2 separate regions of the Homo sapiens genome follow, and region 1 is linked to region 2. A link is an interaction called in ENCODE POLR2A ChIA-PET data of the cell type or tissue named here. Cell type or tissue: HepG2. All regions are shown on one strand. Links, peaks and the distances in the headings refer to the core of each region. The heading gives the core; the rest is flanking DNA. Region 1 overlaps FRY (FRY microtubule binding protein). Region 2 overlaps FRY (FRY microtubule binding protein).

Region 1 (2,924 bases), core at 134-2,633, 80 kb before region 2:
TTATGATATATAAATGAATCCATTCATTTATGTATTATTCACATAGAATTTTCACTAAGATACTCTCTCGTGCCCTTTCCAATTTGCATCTTGTATCAAATAGTTACATACTATGTAGATACTACAAAGAGTGTGTGGTCAGTCTAGTTTCTTTGGGACTAAAATTCAGTCACAGTAAACAATTTATCAGTTATTTTAACAGATCAATGACTTAAAATAAGTAGCATTTTAGTTAGCAGTCTAACAAAGCATATTCTTGCAGAATTTCTACTCCTCGAAATTAATAACATGAACACTGTAGTGAATAATGTATGGCACTGGTAGATTCTCATGTACATGTATGAGTCTGAAATTCAGGTATATGTCTTTTCAGTACAATGTGAAATTGGAGCTCTAATTATCTTCCACTAAAACTTGAAAGATGAAGCTCAGAAACACAGGAGTTTTACTCACTGCCTTCCACCCTCTGGGCACTCACTTTTCTGTGAGAAAACCCTTATCACTATCTCACAAGCTGTTCTGCTTCATGTATCAGACGAAGGCGGTGGGGTGGGTGGGGAGGATTCATTTTCCCATAGAGAGTAATCGCCTCCCCTTTGTACAGGATGACGACAGGCCGATGATTGATGTCATGGATCAGCTAAGTTCTTCCATTCTAGAAAGTTTTATTCATGTAGCAGTTTCGGATTCAGTAAGTACACATTTGATTCCAATTAATGGCTCTTAAAAGCTCTGGACCTATCTAAAATAGTCAGTGAAAAATTATGTGGAATAATTTGGGTGTTTATGTCAGATTAATAAACTGACCCAAAGGTACTTATGAAGATAAGACTAGTTTTTCAGATGTTAATTTAAGAGACATTCAGATAAATTTCACACAAAATCTGGATCTTAGGAATATAGATAATATTTTTAAACAACAGTTTTAAGAATTGCTCAGGATTCTTAAGGAAAATTACTTTGCCTTTTTCATTGTACTTATCACTTAATACTATATGTAACACTTAATATTGTACTTAATATGTAACTTCTATTTATGTGGTACTTTATAGTTTACAGAGTGCTTTCACATTTATTATTCGATTTGATTCTCACAGTTACTGAAACTCAAAAATGTTAAGGGGTAAGTCCACAGTCACACAAAAGGAGAGTTTTAAAGCCCAGGGTCAAGTCTGGGCTCTCGAACTCTCCTCCCCAGGTTTGGACTCTGAACCTAGGAGAGCTTTATCTGCTACACAAATACATTCTTCCTTTTTAAAAGCACATTGGCAACTTTCAATTTCCTGAACAAGTGTAGAAGGGAAATTTAAACTGATTTTAGTTATCTGACTTTTAAAAAATAAAAGTATAATAACAGGACCTGGATTAATTTGGGCTAAATAGCTGAAGGGAGGCAGGGCAGAGCTGAGACTCCTTGCAGAATCCATGTTACTGATGTTGCTGATGCCTGATGTGCAGATACTTGTCAGATAATTATAAATGTATACAAAACCTGAAGACATTTCAGAGCTCTTCATGGCCTTTTCTAACTTGATTGAAAACAGATTCCTATTTTTAGTGGCCCTGTTCTTGCTTATGATCATAATAATAATACACTAAAACTATAAGCCAGGTACTGCAGACCTTAACAGTAATAGTGAAATAGTCCTACTTCTTTTAGAATTTCAAATTGTTCTGACATGGAATGGAATACTAAGCTTTGTTTAATGTACGTATCCTACTTGCCTACAGATAACACTTTATATTTTGTTCATGTGCTTTTGTTCTGTGTGTACCAAAATCAAAATCTTAACCTGGGTAACCAGCTCAGCAATACTGCAGTTAGGAAGATATACAGAAACGGGGAGAGAGTAATGGGAGAAGCAGTGACTGCTTTGTGCCAGGTGTTTTTACAGCTGTTACTTCATGTAATTCACTGAAAGATTTGGTGAGATCAGCATTATAATTCCCAAGTCATAAATTCAATACACAGAGATTCTGGGATGTTCAGTACTTTTCTCAGGTCACAGGCTTTGGGCAGAGCCTATGTTGCCATCTCATCTCTCAGGCTCTGTAGCTCCAGCTCTGCCCCTTACAGCCTATTGACCATTGAGGCCACAATTATAACACTCTTACCCATGGGAACTCATAAACCCAACAGTTAATTCATCATTTTACATGCCTAACAAACATAAAGGCAGTGTCCTCTCTTGGCACAATAGCTAGATTATTTGAAAATTGATGTCCCCTGAACTTTGGTATCTAGACTTAAAAGAGAACAAAATGGAATATAAGAACTTACTAATATAGATATTTATCTTTCAAGAGATTTCAAGAGATTTTTATTTTTGCTTGCTATCATAGGGCAAGAATATGTGGGTATCTTGGCCAGGTGTGGTGGTTCACGACTATAATCCCAGCACTTTGGGAGGCCAAAGAAGGCAGATCATTTAGAGTTCAGGAATTCGAGACCAGCCTGACCAACATGGTGAAACCCTGTTTCTTCTAAAAAATAATACAAAAATTAGCGAGGTGTGGTGGCGATTGCCTGTAATCCCAGCTACTGGGGAGGCTGAGGTACAAGAATCGCTTGAACCTGGGAGGCGGAGGTGGCAGTGAGCCAAGATCACACCACTGCACTCCAGTCTGTGTGACAGAGCAAGACTCTGTCTCGATAAATAAATAAATAAATAAATAAATAAGAATACGTAGATATCTTATCTCAAAAACTGTCAGTAGAATGTCCTTCATAAAAGGGATTGTGCTTAGCCATCTCTCTAAATCAAAGGGAAGATATTTCAGTGTAAGGAAAGATAGAGAAGATCATAGCTTTAAGAACGTGTTAATTACAATGATAAAAACACATTTGTGAATCTCAGAGATGAATAACTTTTCAGAATTTTAAAATACTGAATCCATGTTTCAGTTTAAATTTACTGTCATAT
Region 2 (2,924 bases), core at 215-2,714:
GAGCTGGAGGATGGAGAGGTACGGTGTATTCTCTGTAAAAATAATCCCCGCACCCTTTTCCTTGACTAATGAAACTATTCTTTTTACCTGCTAAATAATGAGTTTTTGTAACAAGATCTTTAATTGGAAAGTTGTAAACTTTATTTTGAATCAACTTATTCAAAGTACAGCAGCTAAACTTTGGCAAAAGTTACCACACCCTTCCTGTCTGAGCCCACGGCAAAAGCTGCCAAGTTATTTCTAAACGGCAAAGACCTGAGTTTTAATGACCACACAAAGACTGTATGTGTGTGTGTAGTCCCAAGCTGGACTTAAAAAAAAAATCACAAAAAACATTTCAGTTCTTAGCCTGTTCACTGGTACCTGGGTAAAATATGCTAAGCATTTAATCATTTCTAATGTGAAGTTTCTCTAATTCAATTCCTTCAAAGCTTGCCTGCTACAACATGAGACCAGAGCCTGAGGGATCAAACATTTTTGTGCTTGATGAAATCGTTAGAACTGGAAACAAAATGCAATGCACACAAGAGAGCTCTTTGCTCTGCTTAGCTCGGTGGCTGGTGTTCTAGACACTGGAGCAGCCAAATTCAAGTCTCAGTGGGCAAATGCAGATTCATTTATTTTGGATGATAATCATGGTAATAAGATACTTTCAGCTATGAATCATGTTTGCAAAAACAGGTATTGAGAGGAGGAGCATCACCTGTCAGTCACCTTCATTTCAGTAGCTTAGAGGCATGTTCCACCTGAGAGGCCGTCTTTTGCCTCATGGGATCAAAACTCAGTTCACTTAAGTGAGACTGGATGATGCAAAGGTGCCTCGTTCGGAACCGGGCTCATGGTGTTGTCAAGCTCATGTTTAACTGCACCAGATTTCCCAAACGACTCTCTGCTAGTCCTACAATTGAAGAGGCAGGCCTAGATCCCAAGTTTAGGATTTCCTGCAGTAGGTAGGCACCTCCTTACTTAACTACAGGCTTGTGGGAAATGATGCTTCAAGTAGCTGCTTACCTTCCCTAAAAGGATTTTATTATTGACCAACCCGCCTATGTCTAATTGAAGCCAAAGAGCCCTTTGCTTTTGTCCTTCCTGGCCCACTGATGACCCTGGATGTCTGCCCCAGCAGGAGAGAATCATGTCCTCGGAATAAAGAAGGTGTTCTTCACCAATTCTTTCCCTGGAAAACAAGTTGAGCAGATCCGGTCCGTAAGCAGTATAAAGGCACTGCTATCATGTATCCTTAAAATAACTGCCAGCTTAATTTTCACCTTGAATTGCTTAAGAACCAATAAAAAGTATTGCAGGTTTCTGTGATCCATAATAAATGATAGAGAAAGCATTCACTGAATGCAGTGAAGATTGTTTTAAGTCTAAAGCAAAATACAACTGTTTTGAATACTTTCAAAAATGTCTCTGAGACAGAGCTCAGAGTTCAGCTAGTGTCAAAAGACCAGCTCCCTGATCTGACAACTGACCTAATGTTTGCTCTTCAGTTAAAATTCAAGCTTGGACACCTGTTTCCCTCTGGAAGTTATACAAGGGAGGGAAAAAACGGATGAAGCAAGAGAGGCATCATTTCCTGTCTCGGCCAGAGAAAAATGTTATGTGAAACGACCTAGCAGGAATGATGTAAAGCGAAGTAATCCGACACAATTTCAGAACAGCTCACAAATTTAGTTTCTATCAAAATAAAGGAAGGAAAAATCTGGGATGCCCGTTACTTAAAAATAAATATTATACTAATGTTTTTCAGGGACAAGAAATAAGGAATACTACACCTTTTTTTCTGGTCTTCTCTTTATTGTCCTAGCCAGCAATAACTAAAAAATCACAGTGATTATTTTATCTTTCATTGTTAAGATTTTATAAGAAACTGGCTGGGCACAGTGGCTCACACCTGTAATCCCAGCACTCTTGGAGGCTGAGGCATCCTAGAGGATCACTTGTGTCCAGGGGTTTAAGACCAGCCTGGGCAACAGAGCAAGACCCTGTCTCTACAAAATTTAAAATTAGCCAGGTGTGATAGCACATGCCTGTGGTCCCAGCTACTCGGGAGGCTGAGGTGGGAATATCGCTTAAGCCCAGGAGGTCAAGGCTGCAGTGAGCCGTGATTGCACCACTGCACTCAGACTGGATGACAGAGTGAGACCCTGTGTCCAAAAAAAAAAAAAAATTTAGAAGAAGAAACTCACGGGGCTGAGAGTGTACATTTTATCCAAATAAAATAAGGCATTTGAGAATGTTTTGCTACTTCCCAATAAAATCACAATAAGGGATTCTAGCATTCTTGGAGTAGAAGAGTGAAGATGCCTGAACTTCAGAGTCCAACAGCTCCAGGTTTGAATTTCATCTCTGCCACTGACCTTAGCTATATGACCTTAAGCATGGATGCAATTCCTCTTGCTTTCCACTTCTTTGTCTATTAAGTGGGTATAAGAATACAGGTTGAGCATTCCTCATCTGAAAATTCAAAATCTGAAATGCTCCAAAATCCTAAACTTTTTGAACACTAACATGACATCACAACTGAAAGATTCCACATCTGACCTCATGTTACAGGTCATAGTCAAAATGCAGTCAAAACTTTGTTTCATGCACAAAATTATTTTAAAATTGTATAAAATTATCTTCAGGCTGTGTATTTAAGGTGTATGTGAAACATAAACAAATTTCATGTTTAGACTTAGGTCCCATCCCCAAGATATCTCATTATGTATATGCAAATATTTCAAAAATTTTTAAAAATCTGAAATCCAAAACACTTCTGGTCCCAAGCATTTTGAATAAGGCATACTCAACCTCTACCTGCCTGTAGAGCTGACATGAGGATTAAATAAAATAACCAATGTATAGTGTCTAGCAAAGTGTCAGGCATATAGTTGGCATTGTAAATGTGAGTCTCCTTGTACTGTCATTGGTGAATA

Evidence for each region. ChIA-PET counts read pairs that join two places held together with the same protein. Peaks named below come from ENCODE experiments on the same cell type or tissue, not always from the same donor. Only the 100,000 strongest peaks of a DNase experiment are listed, where the experiment ranks them.
Region 1: POLR2A ChIA-PET joins it to region 2 with 5 read pairs; 4 of 35 experiments call an interaction of 5 or more read pairs at or near these places.

What each region holds. Positions count from the first base shown.
Region 1 is chr13:32,174,942-32,177,865 of GRCh38, forward strand. It overlaps FRY (FRY microtubule binding protein), which reads left to right. Exons shown (of 61, transcript NM_023037.3): 20 at 605-691. Among named protein-coding and RNA genes, the nearest start is that of ZAR1L, 140 kb to the right of the region's middle. In HepG2, for the core only: no CTCF peak of the experiment used is centred there; a DNase peak (open chromatin) is centred at 1,210.
Region 2 is chr13:32,254,377-32,257,300 of GRCh38, forward strand. FRY (FRY microtubule binding protein) reads left to right here. Exons shown (of 61, transcript NM_023037.3): 51 at 1-18. Among named protein-coding and RNA genes, the nearest start is that of ZAR1L, 60 kb to the right of the region's middle. RefSeq lists an enhancer at 1-449. In HepG2, for the core only: no CTCF peak of the experiment used is centred there; DNase peaks (open chromatin) are centred at 1,145, 1,505 and 2,085; H3K4me3 peaks cover 1,079 bases.